Linked DNA regions of Homo sapiens: regions 2, 3, 4 and 5 are each linked to region 1. Evidence: chromatin contacts called from ENCODE Hi-C data. All regions are on one chromosome and are shown on one strand. Each heading gives the region's core, a stretch centred on a gene start or an enhancer-like site at or near the end of the contact. The rest is flanking DNA. Distances are from core to core; before and after follow the strand shown. Region 1 holds the start of KDM1B (lysine demethylase 1B). Region 2 holds the start of GMNN (geminin DNA replication inhibitor). Region 3 holds the start of TFAP2A-AS2 (TFAP2A antisense RNA 2). Region 4 holds the start of MAK (male germ cell associated kinase). Region 5 holds the start of TMEM14C (transmembrane protein 14C).

Region 1 (3,494 bases), core at 956-3,455:
AAATATATGTAAATATATAGTATTTGTAAATGTATAGTATATGTAAGTATTATAGCAAAAATATCTGAAGTCAAATGTGTGGTTTAGGAACATAAATGAATCAGCCTAGGTTCATGCAACATTTGACCCTGTCACCTGGGAAGGTATGCATTCTCAAAAGAAAGTATAGTTTCCTGAAATTTCATCAAACATTTTAATCTAACTGAATACTAGAAAATAGGTACTTAATGCAACAAAGAATTCAAGAAATGGTTAACAAGGAAATGAAAACATGAGCTATAAAAGCCATTATTAAATCTTATCGAGGGTTTTTATGATAGCATATTTTCAACTTTATACAATTGAGGGTTATATGAATCCATTCTCAGAACTTTTGGCACTTGATGTAATTTATATATCTCCACTTGCTGGGTCCTTAGGTCTTAAAATGAAGAAAAAATTTTTAGTATACTAAAATGTCTTCCTTCTTGATTTTTCAAATTAATAAACACACCTAAATATAACCAATTGGTTTCATGCTCAACATTATACATATATTTCTAATTTTTAATTCAAGCATTTAAAATTTGGCTTTGGTTTTCTTTTAATGTGATAAAAAAGTGGGATTTTTTGGTAAATATATAAGTGGATATATCAATATGTAGATTTCATTATAATAATCCCTAGGTTTTTCTGAAGCAGCTTATTCAAAAAGATTTTTTCTTTTTTTTGAGACGGAGTCTTCCTCCGTGGCTCAGGCTGGAGTACAGTGGTGCGATCTCGGCTCACTACAACATCCACCTCCTGGGTTCAAGCGATTCTTCTGCCTCAGCCTCCCGAGTAGCTGGGATTACAGGTGTGTGCCACCACGTCCGGCTAATTTTTGTATTTTTAGTAGAGACCAGGTTTCACCACCTTGGCCAGGCTGGTCTTGAAGTACTCCTGACCTCAAGTGATCGCCCACCTCGGCCTCCCAATATTGAATAATTCAATATTGAATTATTCAATATTCAACATGCAGTTCAATGATTCAATATTAAATCCCCAATTGCCTAGATATCTTTTGTTGATTCTCCCAGCAAGGCAAATAATTATTGATGGTAATTTTCTCATGTACCTCCTGAAGAAGCCTTCTCTCCCACTCGCCTTTCTGCCACTAAAATAGATTTAAAAACACAAAACAAAACTGGTCAAAGCCTTGAGTTATGTGTGTATACGTGGTGTGGGGGATTCCCCAACTGGAGTGGACTGGGGAGTCCTGCAGGCTTACCCAAGGGAAGACTGGACTTCTATGTGGCTGGTTTCCACATCACTGAACCCCAACTTTCTACAGCTGGGTCGGCCTCTTCCTTCCTCTTTCACCTGTCAGCTGCCCGGCCGTTGACTAACAGCTACCCTAATCGGGCCACCCCTCCTCCAGGTCTCCAATCCCAGAGGAGTTACCCCAGCAACCTGGCAATGCTCATCAAGTCTCAACGCGTGGTGGCTGTGCCAGAGAATTACTACAACACCTGCAAGGCTGTGCGGGCTCCTGGCCGCACCCTATCGGCCGGGAAGAACAAGCGAGGGAGTTCCTACTCCAGGACCGTGGGGTTCTCCCGCGGCTCTGACAGTCCCCAGGAGGGAGCCCCAAACTCCCGGTGCCAGCTGCAGCCGCCTCGCTTTCCGAGAAGCTTTCGGAAGCTTTTCGAAGTCGGAGAAGCAACTGCCCCGGGGCTCACCTTTGCGCTGAAGAGGTGCCGGGAGTCTCGGGGAAAAGGCACCGCTGTACAGAAAGGAAACATTGTAGGGGGGTTAGCCGACCGGCAACATCGCGACGAACCCGGCGACCCCACGCCCCAACACCCTAGCCCGGGAATTCCCCCTTCTTCAGACAGATACCCACCCCGCACCCTCTTTTAATCCGGGGCAGGAGGTATCCGTCCCTGGGGCACCCGCCCACCTCCCACCACGGCGAGGGGCGCTGCACAGGGGGAAAGGGAGGGCTTGCACCCCAACCAAGCTGCTTTGTGCAACGCTGTCACCCGAAATCCGCCACGGCCCCCACGCACGCCCCCGGAGTGGGGAGCCTCCCACCTCTGAGCGCCAGCGAGGCGGTGCGCGCCGCCCTGGACTGCGGGCGCCTCTCCGGAGCCGCGCGCCGCGCGCACAGGACGGCTGCAGCCGCGCCGCGAGCCCCAGCCTCTTCTCGGCCGCCGCCGCCGCCGCCGCTTCCGCCCCTGTCACGGCGTGACCCGGGGTGGGAGGAGCCGACAGGACTAGGGATGGGTAGGGTCCCCGCCTTCGCTTTAGCCGCAGCGCTCGCTCCGCCCTGCCCATTTCCGCCGCTGCGCAAACCCCGGCGCTTGGGGAAGTGGGTGGAGTCTGTGCAACGAGGTACGGGGCGGGAGTGGAGACGGGGCGCCGGGAGAGGGGGCGGGAACTGAGGCGGGGCGCGGGAAAGAGGCGGGGCGCGGGAAAGAGGCGGGGCGCGGGCGGAGGCGGGGCGCGGGCGGAGGCGGGGCGCGGGCGGAGGCGGGGCGCGGAGAAGTGGCGGAGGTGGAAGCGGAGGCGTACCCGCCCCTGGGGACGTCATTGGTGGCGGAGGCAATGGCCGGCAACCAGCTGTAAGCGAGGTAGGCTCACTCGGGCGCGGAGGGTGCGGGTGAGAAAGGGAACGATTTGCTAGGAGTGTATGCGCCCGTGCTAGGGCTCCCAGGAATTCTTACAAGCGTAGACAGCCTAGCAATCAGCCCTGTGAAGTGGGGTTCAGGGCAGAAGCGGAAACTGGGAATAACGAGGTCGGACAGTAAATGACCTGAATCCAATGTCCAGGATTTAAAGTGCTTCCAAAGCACTGGTGTGTTTTAATTATTTTTTTTTCTTTTTTCTTTTAGAGACAGGGTCTCCCTCTGTCGCCCATGCTAGCGTGCAGTGGCACAATCATAGCTCACTGTAACCTGGAACTCCTGGGCTCAAGTGATCTTCCCGCCCCAGCCTCCTCGGTAACTGGGACTACAGGCTCGCTGCACCACGCTTGGCTAATTTTTCAAATTTTTTTTTATAGAAACGGACTCTCGGTTTTTTCCCCAGCCTGGTGTATTAGTGATTTTTGGGAAAAAATAAGTACTGCCAAATAGTGAGTGATCCCTGGTGATGTGGGAAACTGGGGTGCTGTAAATATTCTGTCTTGCTCTGCGGTGGTTACACAGGTGTATGTATATGTAAAAAATTCACCGAGTCATACTCTTTTAAGATGTGTGCACCTTAGGAAAGTTTCTTCTCAATTTTATGAAATTTAAAAACAAAACTATAGCAGAAGCTTTTGAAAAGGTGAGAATGGAGACTAGAACAACTTGAGGACTTTGTTTGTGGGCAGAAATTTTTGTGAAATTTCCCTTCCTTAATTCTTGTAATGTGCACTTTTTTTGTATTATAGAAATAAACTTTATTTCTCTAGAAATGATGTATACAAGTGGAGTCCATGCTGAGAAACTGTTAGAACAGCTAAGACGTTGAGCCCAGGAGTTTGAGAC
Region 2 (3,134 bases), core at 186-2,685, 6.6 Mb before region 1:
ATCACCAAAGTGCTGGAAGGTCGAGGCAAGCGGATCACCTGAGGTCAGAAGTTCGAAACCAGCCTGGCCAATATGGTGAAACTCCATCTCTACCAAAAATACAAAAATTAGCCGGACGTGGTGGTGCTCGTCTGTAGTCCCAGCTACTCGGGAGGCTGAGGCAGGAGTATCGCTTGAACCCGACAGGTGGAGGTGGCAGTGAGCCGAGATCCTGCCACTGCACTCCAGCCTGGGCAACAGAGCGAGACTCCGTCTCAAAAAAAAAAAAAGCTTAGAAAACAAAACAATCTAATTTGTGCGGGCATCCTGCTATTTTCTACTCTATTTCATGTTAAGAAAATGGTGTTCGGGCCCCAGTAAACAGACCCTACGCAATGTTCTTCAAACTGCGGGTCGCGGGCCGTGATCTCGAAATTAGTGAGTCATGAGCAACACTGCTTAGAAAAATGCAACTGAACAGAATGGAATTGAAGAGACGAGAAACATTGCTTCCATCACGTCTCATTTGGTTAGATAGCTGTGTCCTAGGTTGCGACGTAAAACGTACCTTAGTGTGAAAAAAGCTGAAAGCCACTTAGCATTCTAATCCTTCACAAGTTTCCCACGCCTGTCAGCGACCTTGCAACCCTTACTTGTTATTCTCCAGTTCCTTTAATAGCTAGATTAAAAACCCTGGCACAGGACAGGGTCCATGCGAAACCCGTATCAACAACGCCAGTATCCGTTTAATGGGAGACGCAGAATTCAGCCACCTCTTTCCATGAGCCAAATTTGCAGATCCCTCAGATCAGGACCAGCCACTTAACTGCCAAGAGGATGGATGCTTCGCCTCATCCCCACAGCTGGCAAGCCCAGGCTGAGTCCCTTACCCGCGTTGCAGTCCCCAAGCCCGGACCCAGCCAACTTGTCCCGGAGGCCCAGCGCCAGGCTAGGGGGCGGGCAGTGTGGCCCCGCGCGTCCGAGCCTACCAACCGCGGCGCGCGCCTCGGGAACTGCGCCAGCCAGCCAATAGGAAGCGCGGAAGTGAGAGCGCGCCAAAACCGACCCAGCCAATGGGGCAGTCCCTCGACTCACCTCCCAACCCCGCCCCGGCTCCCGCGACCGTTCAACAACCCCTTCGCCCTTACCCAGGCCGCGGCCCTGCAGCTGTCAAAGTAGGACGCGGCTTCAGAGGTTGGCCGGAGGGAAAGCGAGTCGTCTAGAGGCTGTGCGCCTTGCGCCCCTGCGTACCCACTTCCTGCCGCCTCTTGCCCACTTACTGGGTGGAGACGCTCAATCCTCGTAGCGAACGCACGTAGCTATGGCTGCAGCACCTCGCAAAAGGCCACAGCTCACCTACGCTGATCCCCACGGTCGCTGGAGTGCCCGGCGCGCTCTGCAGTAAAGCCCTGCTAACTCCGCTCGCCCGCTCCGAACAACCACGTGACCAACTGACGCAGACGAGGGGCGGGGCCTCTGGATCCCGCGAATCGCCTCTTCCCTCGGCCCCGCCCCTTCCTGCGCCTGCGCGGTCAACGGTAGCGAGTACTTGAGGACCGTGGGGGTTTTCTGCGGGCTGGGAGGCCTGTGCCCTTTGACCCTCCCCTCCGACCCTGCTCTTGGAACTTCCTTAAAATGCAAAGTTTTAGCCCTTTACGAAAGGGAGAAAGATTTGCCTCCATTAGTCGTTAGCACCAGAAGAACAAAATATTGTATGTGCATATATATTAATATGTAGTACACGACATATATTTGTGTAAAGCCCTGGCTCCACGGACTCGTAGTTGTATTAGGGGCTTTTATATTTTGGCTTTTTGTGTTTTGACTATGGTGTGGTGCGGTAGGAATTGTTCAGGAGACAACCGATTATCAGTTAATCCTGCAGCTATTCATTGAGCGCCTTATACGTGCCAATTACTACTGTTCTAGGCACTGAAATTACAACTGCTGTTGCAATTTGAAGGAGCAGAAACACCTTGGTAATAATTACGTCTAGCCTTTTCCTTCTTTTTTTTTTTTTTAATTGAAACGGAGTCTCGCTCTGTCACCCAGGCTGGAGTGCAGTGGCGCGATCTCGGCTCACTGCAAGCTCCGCCTCCCGGGTTCAAGCGATTCTCCTGCCTCAGCCTCCCGAGTAGCTGGGACTACAGACAAAGGGAGACCCTGTCTCAAAAAAAAATTAATTTTAAAATATTTTAAAAATAAAAAGCAGAAGGAAGGCGTTATCGAGTACAAATAAGGGACATATTACCAAATGCAATGTATGGATCTCGTCTGAACTAAACACTGTATTTAAAAAAATACCCAAGGGAAATTTGAACACTGACTGAATATTTTGGGATGGTAAGATATGAGTTGTTTAAGGTTACCTGATGAGCAATGGGTTAAAAAAAGAGATTAGTTGTAATGACAATATTGTGGGTTTTATTGTAATAGCTTCTACCTATAAATGGTAATTACAGATGAAATTTTATACCATATATTTTATTTGAAATAATTATTGAGAGAAGCAAGGGAAAAGGTATAAATCAAGCTTTCTCAGTATGGGCTCTATTGACATTTTAGACTGGGCAAATTGTTCGTGGTGGGGGCTGTCCTGGGCATTGTATGCTGTTTAGCAGTATCCCTGGCCTCTACCCTCTAGCTACCAGGAGTACATCCCAATTGTGAAGACCAAAAATGTCTGCAGACCTTGTCAGATAACCTTCCGCAGGGCAAAATCATCCCCAGTTGAGAACCACTGGTGCGAATAAAACAGTATTGGCCTTGTGTTGATAACTGCTGAGGCTAGTATGGATGAGTACATGAAGATTTTTTATTCACTCCCTCTACTTTTATATCTGTTTGGGATTTTCAATAATAATTTTTTTTTTTGAGACGGAGTCTTGCACTGTCACCAGGGCTGGAGTGCAATGGTGCAACCTCGGCTTACTGCAACCTCTGCCCCCCCCGGGTTCAAGCGATTCTCCTGCCTCAGCCTCCCAAGTAGCTGGGATTACAGGTGCCCGCCACCACACCCAGCTAATTTTTTGTAGTTTTAGTAGAGACAGGGTTTCACTATGTTGGCCAGGCTGGTCTTGAACTCCTGATCGTGTGATCTGCCCACCTTGGCCTCCCAAAGTGCTGGGATTACAGGCGTGAACCACTGCACCTGG
Region 3 (3,057 bases), core at 412-2,911, 7.8 Mb after region 1:
AGAAATAAAGTTTACTGAATTAAATGCTATTCACTCTTGGTAGCAGCTTTTTTTTTGGTTATGGTGGCAATGTTACATTTCAGGATTCTAGGCACCACCAGAGGACGATGCTATATAAAACTGTTCTCATTTCTAACCCCAATCAGTATATTGTTAGCTAGTTTAAAGTTTCATTTTTGCATCTGTGAAGTCTTTGTCACGTCAAATTAGATGTGCAAGGGATAAATCTTAAGAGATGCTCTTTCCAAGTCGACATGATAATTGGCTCTTTTATTAGTAATCTCTCAAGAGTTCGTTTAACTCCTATTGTCTCTATTAGCCTCCCCAGAGCTATTAATGTCACAAGTGATCTATCCAAAACCTAGAGCCCCCCACCTCCCTATACCTCTAGCATATCCCCATTAAAGAACGCATAAGGAACACTGTGATGAGATTGTGTGCATATGATGTCTCCAAATGGAATTTTAAAATACAATGCATACTGTACTTAAATGGTTGTGAATGCATCTGAATTACACTGGTGCTGAGAAACGTAATGCATTAGTATACTTTCTGCAGGTCTTCTATTTTTTTTTTTTCTAACAGTGGTGAGTCCAGCAATAAAGAGCTTATGGTTTTAACTAGGAAGTATATATACCCACTTTCCCAATAAAGGCGCTTTAGCAGAGGACTGTTAAGTATTTACTTAACAAAAGGGCACATTGCTAGTATTCCACTGTAGGCCTGTTCTTCCCTCCCCACTCCGCAGTTCAAAACTGGCCTTGGAATGGATCTCCAAAACTGAGACGTTTTCAAAATTGAACATAGGAAAGGGCCTATTTATCAAAAAGACGGGACGTGTGGTGTGGACAACAAAATCCACCACTTCCCAGCGTGGTGCCTCAATTAAAACGCTCGTTTACAGGGTGCTTTAGCCATCTAAATTGTCGGCTGATTTTAATAATGGGTCTTTGAAGCAGTTTTTCCCCGACACTAAAACCCCACCCAGCAAAACCCCTGAAGTACAAGTAACTTGCTCTCGGTTTGCAAATGTAATTCCCTCCCCTGCACCCTGAACCCGTGGTCCTGGACCTCATCTGGGGCCCACTCCGCTCGGATGCTCAGCGCCTCAGGGGTCACCAATTTCACCACCCATCTCTAGAGAGCACCCTTGACGGCGAAGGGGAAAGGGTCAAGGCAGAAACGCAGGCCAGGCTGGCTGGGGGAGGGCAGGGCCGCCTCCCGGCCGCCGGGTGAGGTAGGGAAGGGCTCGAGCCCGAGGAAGGGAAGTAGCAGAGCCACAGAATTTCAGAGCCGGACGGAAAAGCGGGGACTGTGGCCCAAAGCCTGGGATCCGGCCCTGGCCGGGATGAGGGCCGGGGTCGGGCAGGATTTGGGGGTGATCCACGACGCCCAACACGCGGCCTCCCCTCTGTCTCCGCAGGCCCCGTGTCCCTGTCCAAGTCCAACAGCAATGCCGTCTCCGCCATCCCTATTAACAAGGACAACCTCTTCGGCGGCGTGGTGAACCCCAACGAAGTCTTCTGTTCAGTTCCGGGTCGCCTCTCGCTCCTCAGCTCCACCTCGAAGTACAAGGTCACGGTGGCGGAAGTGCAGCGGCGGCTCTCACCACCCGAGTGTCTCAACGCGTCGCTGCTGGGCGGAGTGCTCCGGAGGTGAGGCCCGGCACGGCCCCGCCCGCCCCGCCCCGCGGCCGGGGGAACCACTGCGCTTGCGCCGGGGCGGTGGCGGCGACGCAAACAGGCCTCGCGCCGCGGCCCTCCCTACGCGGGAAAGGAAAGGGGGCGGGGAGAAGAGCGTAGAGCCAAGTGGGCGGGATCTGGGGGCGGGGGAGCGGGCGATGCGGCGCGCGCCTGCGCTCTCCGCTGCTTTCCCGCGAGCGAGTTCTGGTGCGCGCTTCGTTCGCTGCCGCGCGCTCGCGGAGTCCTCCGCTCCGCCCTCCTCCTCGCGCAAGCGCAGCTCGCTCCGCCGCGGGCTCAATCCCGGCCACTGCAGCCGCGGGGCGCCGTACAGCCACCTTTTCCCTCTTCGCGCACACCTTGCAAGCCCAGGAAAAGTTCCTCTCAGGCTCCTCGCTTTGCCTTACCTCTCTGAGTAGGGTCTCCGAGGGTAACCGGTCGTGCCTTGTATAGGGTTTTAATAGAATGGCTTTTAACTAAAGGAAGAGAATGGTTGTCCTCTTGAGTCCGCACGCCATGCTTTCCGGTCGCTGTCATCTCCAGACCCCCATACTATAGGCGTTTGCATATGATGATGATTCCCAATTTACTGAGGCCCTGATGTGTGCCAGGCTGCGTGCGAGCATGTTTACGTGCATTGTGTGTAGTCACTACCAAGGAATGCATCTGTTACATACATAGCCAGGGATTCTTACCTCACCCCTGCGAGGTTTGAGTGATTCATTTAGTAGATAAGATTTTATAAGGGTCAGCAAGGTAAAGCACCTTCCCTTAGGGCAGTTTTCTCCCTGCTGTGGGCTTCCTACCCCTAGGATTCCACTGCACGTTGTGAGTTGTGGGGCTTGTGTTGAACTTACCCGGATAATGTTTCTTCTCTTCTTTAATAATACTGAGAACTTCATTGTTTTGACTGTTATTCATTTACTTATGTGTTGATAGACCCACAGTTCCTTTCTAGTGGCTATATCCCGCACAAAGCCTATAAAGATCATTTTTTGGAAGGGTTTAACATCAACCATTCTAGTCTTTTCTTCCTCCTGCACAGTCATTTTGCTTTCCCTTTGTAGTCTTTCACTGACACAGATCTTTTCCTTGCCCTCTGCTTTTTCCTTCCCTTCCCCCATCCCCAATATTGGAGACTGTTTACCTAGGGGAGTATAATCTAATCCACACAATTAAAGAGCACTTGAGTAGGGAATAAAATCTGAAATTAATTAATTTGCTGTTTTATTTAAACAATTTATCTTAACCACTTTCTGATTATGGGATTCTATTTAGACATCTGTTTAGAACTGCCTCCATTGTCTCTGAAATCAGTGAAACTTTTAGGGCTGATATCAGCTTTTGACATTTCCAGTTAGGCTGGTGACATGGCACG
Region 4 (3,217 bases), core at 252-2,751, 7.3 Mb after region 1:
GGCACGTTCTCCGCTCACTGCAACCTCTGCCTCCTGGGTTCAAGTGATTCTCCTGCCTCAGCCTCCCGAGTAGCTGGGATTACAGGCATGTGCCACCACACCCAGATATTTTTTGTATTTTTAGTAGAGATGGGGTTTCACCATGTTGGCCAGGCTGGTCTTGAACTCCTGACCTCAGGTGAGCCACTCACCTGGGCCTCCCAAAGTGCTGGGATTACAGGCATGAGCCACTGAGCCCCGTCTGTTTTTAAATGTTTATTTCAATAGCTCTTGGGGTACAAGTGGTTTTTTGTTACATAGATGAATTATATAGTGGTGAATTCTGAGATTTTAGTGCACCCATCATCTGAGTAGTGTATATGGTACCTAGTGCATAGTTTTTTTTATCCCTAGGCTCTCTCCCATCCTCCCCTTTCTGAGTCTCCAAAGTCCATTATTTCACTGTGTATGCCTTTGCATACTCATAGCTTGGCTTTTGCTTATAAGTGAGAACATACAGTTTTTGGTTTTCCACGCCTGTATTACTTTGCGTAGAATAAGGACCTCCCACTCTTCCAAGTTGTTGCAAAAGACATTATTTCATTCTTTTTTTGTGACTGAGTAGCAGCCTATGGTGTATATATACCACATTTTCTTTATCCACTCATTAGTCAATGGGCACTTAGATTGGTTCCACATCTTTGCAATTGTGAATTGTGCTGCCATAAACATACGCGTGAAAGCCTACTTCACTTTAAGCTGTGAGGGCCACAGGCATGTCTGTCGTGTCTACCTTGGCGCTATTCTTGGTCCCAAGCCCACATCCTGACACCTAATAATTACTAACTTGCCGCACCACTGCTTCATCACTTATGTTTCTGTTTCGTAGACCCTTTTTGCCAGCCAATCTGAACTATTTGCAGTAACACAAGTGTGCCTTCCTCTCTAAATTCTAGACTAGTTACAATTTACCCATTTATTCACACATTCAGTCATTTTTCTTGGAATTACCACTATCTAACTCTGTGGCTGATACTAGGCAGGTTCTCTGAATGAATAAATGGAAACAAACTTAGAAGGGCAGCTCAAGAGGTAATACATACCCAAGGAATTGACCAATTTAAGGAACTGCATACAAGAACAGTTTTTCCCCAGGCACAAGTAAACAAGTGCAAGTATGAGGCAAACAGACTTCCTTCTCTTGCTCTGCCCGGTCTGGGAACCATATTTTAATTAATCAAGACTTTGTAGAATGAATCGGAACAAAACCAAAACAAAATAAAGGGCAAACAAACCAACTTCTGACAAAGACCTGACTGAAAAGGTAATCAACTCCCCTAAACCCCAAGTCTAAATGGCACACTTGCTGCAGCTCAGCCGACAGTCCCCCGGCTCCATGAAGCCCCGCCCCGGGGAAGGCGGGGCCTGCGGGAATTGGCGGGGATTTCCCGCGAGGCCACGCCCTCTCTGGGCCGGCCGTAGGCCCGCCTGCTGCCCCCGCCGTTTCCTAGGAGATGAAACACACAAGACGCCGGAGCTTCACAAGGGAGCGAACGAGGTAAGCAGCAGGCGCGGACAGGTAATCCCCAGCGGGCTGCAGGGCCACCACCCTCTGTCCGACCCAGCCGGAGCCCGACCTGCGAGGCTGGCCGGGCATGTCCCCTCGGCGCCCTGTGCTACCAGGGCCAATCTCCGCCCGGAGACCGGTCCCTGACGCCGGTAGGGGAAGGACTGGAGGGAGGAGGGTCCCCGGAGGGGCGGAGCGGGCGGGAGTGGTCAGCCCGAGGGAAGGCGGTCGGTGTCTCCCAGACCTCTTGACCACTTTCCCGCCTCCTGGACCGCGGGGGCCGGCCTGGCGTGGGAGGATGACGGCCGGGCGTCCCTTAGCCTGAGACCCCCGCCCCTAAACTCTCCTCCGGGATCTCCCACCTCTGCTCCCCTGCTGCTTGGGCTGGCGGTGGAAACTGTTTTTAGGACAGAGAGGCAGGATTGGGTCTCAGGGAGGCAGCGGAACTGAGTTCAGAACTGTTGCAAAATCTAAAAGGAGGGAGAAAAACAGGAATTAGGTCCGACTCCAGCCCTCGCTGGTGCATCCCAAAGGACGCTCAGGTGAAAGTGGAATTCCGCACACCCCCGTCCCCCCCAACGGCGCCGGACTCCCGGCGCCCGGGGACGCCCCCTCCTTCCACCACGCGGTCCCTGGAGCCTTTTAAGAGCCCTGGTTTGCAGAGTCGGATCAGAAAGTGTGTGACGAAAACTGTCCCTTTTCTGCAAGTAATCCGTTTTAATTTAGGGACAGGTCGAGAGTGCGGTGTCGAGAGCAATAAAACTGGTTTTTAGTGGTTAGTAATCTCAATCCTACAAGGAAAGAGCTGTATGCAAATGTGGTTAGATAATCGTTTAAAAGAAACAGACATTTGTTCTAATGATAACGGAATTCTCAAAGAGGGAAGCCAAAGTTATCTGACTTTATTTATTCAGAAACACAACCCATTAAGTGAAATAATGGTGAAAACAAAAGTGACTTTCCAGCTTTTCGATCGGGCCCCGCCTCCCCGGCCCTTCAATTCCCGAGGCTTGACCGGGAGGGAGAAAGTTCCCCCAACCGCGCCACCGCCTGCTTCCACTGCAGGCACCGGGCAGGACGTTTAATCTCTTCGTCGGGGTGGACTTTTTTTGTGTATAAGCTTTGAAATAATTTGTGAATATGAGCACAGAGAACTGTGCTTTTATATTTTAAGATACAGTCTTTGTTTTCCCATTGTAATAGCTCATTTAATTTCTGTAAAACTTCGACTTGGTTAGTTTGGGATCTTTTTTTCCTGCGTTGCTTTTTAAAGAGTTTGGTGACTTTTAAAACGTTAATTACTCTTTTGTTGTGTATTAGAAGCGTTAAGCCAGCCTCGGAGTGACATAATATGTTCTAGAAAGCCACGTTGAAGACATCCAAGCCTTATCTCTTCAGTTTTTGGCAGACGCTTGTTTTACCCTTCATTTGCCCTCTTTGCTAATCTTCTTTAATCCTATCTGAATCTCTTATTAGCTGGCAAAAGCTGTTGAGAGTAAAGGCTATATTTACAACAATTGTGCACTTAGAGAAACGGTAATTATGAACTTAGATTAAAAAGTTGAAAACTAGAATGAGAGATAAATTATAAGGGTATTTATTTTTGTGTAGGTCTATAATTAAGCCTCTAAATAAGCATCTTTTTCTTTAACCCATAGGAAGGTCAATAAA
Region 5 (3,183 bases), core at 64-2,563, 7.4 Mb after region 1:
TTAGCACCTAGTAAACCCTGAACAGATGCTGACCATTGTCATGAAAACCTCAGTTTTAATCACATAGGCCCACGGGAAACTCAGCAAGATCCACTGACCAGCTCTAAAATCAGGGAATGTGTTAGTCATTTCATCAGCTACCCATGTTATCACTAAATTCAAAAGCAAATACTCCCGTGCCCTTAATCCAACTACTTTAATGTCTCTTTTGAGGGGAGGTAGGGGTGTTGCTTTTCATCCCTGCTGCAACAGCCAATTTCAAAGCTCAACTTTTTTAGAAACTTCTGCGTCCAACTCACAGTTCTTGTTAGGAGGGCAGTAGTAGGAGAGGATAAAATATACGGAAACAGTGGTCATATTCACATGTGACACTACACCCTTGGAAAAACAGCTTCTATTTTCTTACAGAAAGTATCCTGTGTCCAGTGAGCCAAAAGATGAAAGCAATGCATACCCCGTTTATTCTGTTTAAAGAATTAGGCCAAGCGCAGTGGCTGACGCCTGTCATCCCAGTACTTTAGGAGGCCGAGGCGGGCGGATCACCTGGGGTTAGGAGTTCAAGACCAGCCTGGCCAACATAGTGAAACCCATTGTCTACTAAAAAATATAAAAAAATTAATCGCGCATGGTGATATGCGACTGTAAATCCCAGCTACTTGGGAGGCTGAAGTGGGAGGATGGCTTGAGCCCAGGAGGCAGAGGCTGCAATGAGACATATTCAGGCAACTGCACTCAAGCATGGGCGACAGAGCAAGTCCCTCCCTCAAGGACAAAAAAAAAAAAAAAAAGAATTAAGTTTCCATAAAACAGGGAAGGGCAGCGGGCTTGGGATCTTGCCCACAGTTCTTAACTCGAGACGGCACCGAGTAAGGGAGGCTTTTAAAGAGATGGAGCAAGAAAATCACCAAGAAACGAGGCAACACTATGCTACATGGGTAAGCCTTTGCCTCAGGAGCCCAGGGGCTCCGCGCATCCACAACTTCTTTTAAAAGCAGAAAATACCCAACGAGAAAAGCACCGACCACACGGCCTGAAGGCCCGCTGAATCGGGGGGACGAAAAGCAGACGGCCGTGAAACTCCTAAATAATCCCTAAAAGTTAAAAGTGGCAGAAAATAAGAATAATCCCCAAATACTCGCACCGGTCTCACGAAGGCCCCGGCTGTCTACAAGGGCGCGCAAGCCGCAGGAATGACTGCGAGGTGTCGCCGGAAATGCAGCGGCGGGCGCTCTCCGTCCCGGTGGCGGGGCGAGGAGAGGGGAGCGGCTCTGTTGTGCCTGCGCAGTGTACCGGGAGAGGGGCGGTCAGAGAATGGGGACGGTGCGGGCGGGGCTTGAGCCGCCAAGTAGCAGCATGCGCCCTGCATTCAGCGGGTGGAGAGTGGGGCGGGGCATCGCGGCGAGCTCCTGAGTCCAGGGAACGCGGCGGGGAATCTCTGTGCTTCCCCTGTCCGCAGCGCCTGCAGGGCCGACCAGTATCAGTCCCAGGTCCAATCCTGAGTGGCCAAAAGCAGGAGACCCGGAGTTGGACCTGGGACTTGCACAAGCCGGACCACGTGAGCTCGGCCACGCCAGAGGTGAGGCCACCGCTGCGGGACCAGGGAATCTGAGGCTGGATTTTGAAGGACCCCATTAATAGAGGAACAAGTTACAGGGTATAAACCAGATGCAGGCCATCAGGGAGGAGTGTCACTCAAGCCCGATCTTGTCTACACCAGGAAGGGCCTGCCTGGAAGAAAATACGGGGGCTGCAGAATAATGTGGCTCAAAGCCAAATATCCGTTTGTTTTAGGGAGTGAGGCTGCTTGAGAAGCATCTTAAAGGGGGATGGGGAGTAAGTTAAACCTGATTTTTACCCAGCTCTGTGGACCCAAAATATCCACAGCATATTATCTCCATTCCCACTTGGAGTCACTCCTATTCCGTTTCCTGCACCACCATTCTCTTAGTTGCTCTACACTAAAATTTGCTGTCATCGTTGACTTCTCCCTCTCCATCCCCTACAAGTATCAACATACACAAATCTGACCAATATAATTGTCAGTGAATAAAGCGAATTCCAGCCAAGTTTTTTTTTTTTTTATGTGGAGTCTCACTCTATTGCCCAGGCTGGAGTGCAGCGTATGATCTTGTCTCACCACTACCTCTGACTCCCATGTTCAACTGATTCTCCTGCCTCAGCTGCCTGAGTAGCTGGGATTATAGGCCTGTACCACCACCCCTGGCTGCCAGGCTAATTTTTGTTATTTTTAGTGGAGATAGTGAGAGATCACAACGTGCCAGTGTGTTCAAAATTGATGGCTTCTTGGTCTGACTTGAGAAAGCTGCAGACCCTCGCGATGAGTGTTAGTTCTTAAAAGCAGTGTCTCTAGAGTTTTTCTTCCGATGTTTAGAAGTATTCAGGGAGTTTTTCTGCTGGTGGGTTTGCTGTCTCACTGGCTCAACGAGCAAAGCTACAGACCTCTGTGGTGGATGTTAAAGCTCTTAAGGCAGTGTGTCTGGAATTGTTTGTTCTTCCCGGTGGGATCGTGGTCTCCCTAGCTTTGGACTGGCTCAAGGAGCAAAGCTACAGACTTCTATAACGAATGTTAAAGCTCTTAAGGCAGTGCGTCTGGAATATGTTTGTTCTTTCCGGTGGGATCGTGGTCTTCGTAGCTTTGGGAGCAAAACTGCAAATCTTCGCAGTGAGCGTTACCACTTGTAAAGACAACACAGGACCTAAGCACCGAGCAACAGCAATATTTGTTGCAAAAAGAAAAAGAGAAAGAACAAAGCCTCCTCCACATAGAAGAAAACCCAAGTGCGTTACAACTACTGGCTTGGGCAGCCTGCTTTTATTCTCTTATCTGGCCCCACCCACATCCTGCTGATTGGTAGAGCCGAGTGGTCTGTTTTGACAGGGTGCTGATTGGTGCGTTTACAATCCCTGAGCTAGATACAAAAGTTCTCCACGTCCCCACCAGATTAGCTATAGAGTGTCCACACAAAGGTTCTCCAAGGTCCTGCCAGAGTAGCTAGATACAGAGTGTGGATTGGTGCATTCACAAACCCTGAGCTAGACACACGGTGCTGACTGGTGTGTTTACAAACCTTGAGCTAGATACAGAGTGCCGATTGGTGTATTTACAATCCCTAAGCTAGACATAAAGGTTCTCCACGGTCCCCACCAGAGTAGCTAGATACA

The links. A loop is a pair of places that touch in the nucleus more often than their neighbours do. Pooled maps may share reads with other maps.
Region 2: a pooled map shows a loop between it and region 1 (15-fold over the local background). The contact joins the promoter of GMNN here to the promoter of KDM1B in region 1. A Hi-C loop is called at or near these places in 2 of 50 pooled maps.
Region 3: a loop to region 1 is called in a map of naive thymus-derived CD4-positive, alpha-beta T cell, with 8 times the contacts of the local background. The contact joins the promoter of TFAP2A-AS2 here to the promoter of KDM1B in region 1. A Hi-C loop is called at or near these places in 2 of 168 maps with a recorded cell type or tissue (both naive thymus-derived CD4-positive, alpha-beta T cell), 5 of 37 single-sample maps with no recorded cell type and 8 of 50 pooled maps.
Region 4: a loop to region 1 is called in a map of CD8-positive, alpha-beta T cell, with 6 times the contacts of the local background. The contact joins the promoter of MAK here to the promoter of KDM1B in region 1. A Hi-C loop is called at or near these places in 3 of 168 maps with a recorded cell type or tissue (CD4-positive, alpha-beta memory T cell, CD8-positive, alpha-beta T cell and naive thymus-derived CD4-positive, alpha-beta T cell), 2 of 37 single-sample maps with no recorded cell type and 8 of 50 pooled maps.
Region 5: a loop to region 1 is called in a map of CD8-positive, alpha-beta T cell, with 9 times the contacts of the local background. The contact joins the promoter of TMEM14C here to the promoter of KDM1B in region 1. A Hi-C loop is called at or near these places in 1 of 168 maps with a recorded cell type or tissue (CD8-positive, alpha-beta T cell), 2 of 37 single-sample maps with no recorded cell type and 5 of 50 pooled maps.

What each region holds. Positions count from the first base shown.
Region 1 is chr6:18,154,133-18,157,626 of GRCh38, reverse strand. KDM1B (lysine demethylase 1B) reads right to left here and starts at 2,205. Exons shown (of 22, transcript NM_001364614.2): 1 at 2,056-2,205; 2 at 1,701-1,744. TPMT (thiopurine S-methyltransferase) reads left to right here and starts at 2,550. Exons shown (of 9, transcript NM_000367.5): 1 at 2,550-2,594. RefSeq lists an enhancer at 1,265-1,504 and a silencer at 1,945-2,504.
Region 2 is chr6:24,773,238-24,776,371 of GRCh38, reverse strand. It overlaps GMNN (geminin DNA replication inhibitor), which reads right to left and starts at 1,435. Exons shown (of 7, transcript NM_015895.5): 1 at 1,128-1,435. RefSeq lists an enhancer at 441-520.
Region 3 is chr6:10,403,106-10,406,162 of GRCh38, reverse strand. It overlaps TFAP2A-AS2 (TFAP2A antisense RNA 2), which reads right to left and starts at 1,661. Exons shown (of 1, transcript NR_145448.1): 1 at 1-1,661. TFAP2A (transcription factor AP-2 alpha) reads left to right here. Exons shown (of 7, transcript NM_001372066.1): 4 at 1,424-1,655. RefSeq lists enhancers at 1,380-1,489, 1,300-1,917, 1,713-2,007, 1,920-3,057 and a silencer at 1,620-1,999.
Region 4 is chr6:10,836,823-10,840,039 of GRCh38, reverse strand. It overlaps MAK (male germ cell associated kinase), which reads left to right and starts at 1,501. Exons shown (of 15, transcript NM_001242957.3): 1 at 1,501-1,537. RefSeq lists enhancers at 819-978, 1,029-1,088 and a silencer at 1,309-1,438.
Region 5 is chr6:10,721,200-10,724,382 of GRCh38, reverse strand. TMEM14C (transmembrane protein 14C) reads right to left here and starts at 1,313. Exons shown (of 6, transcript NM_016462.4): 1 at 1,142-1,313. RefSeq lists an enhancer at 417-1,313 and a silencer at 1,253-1,382.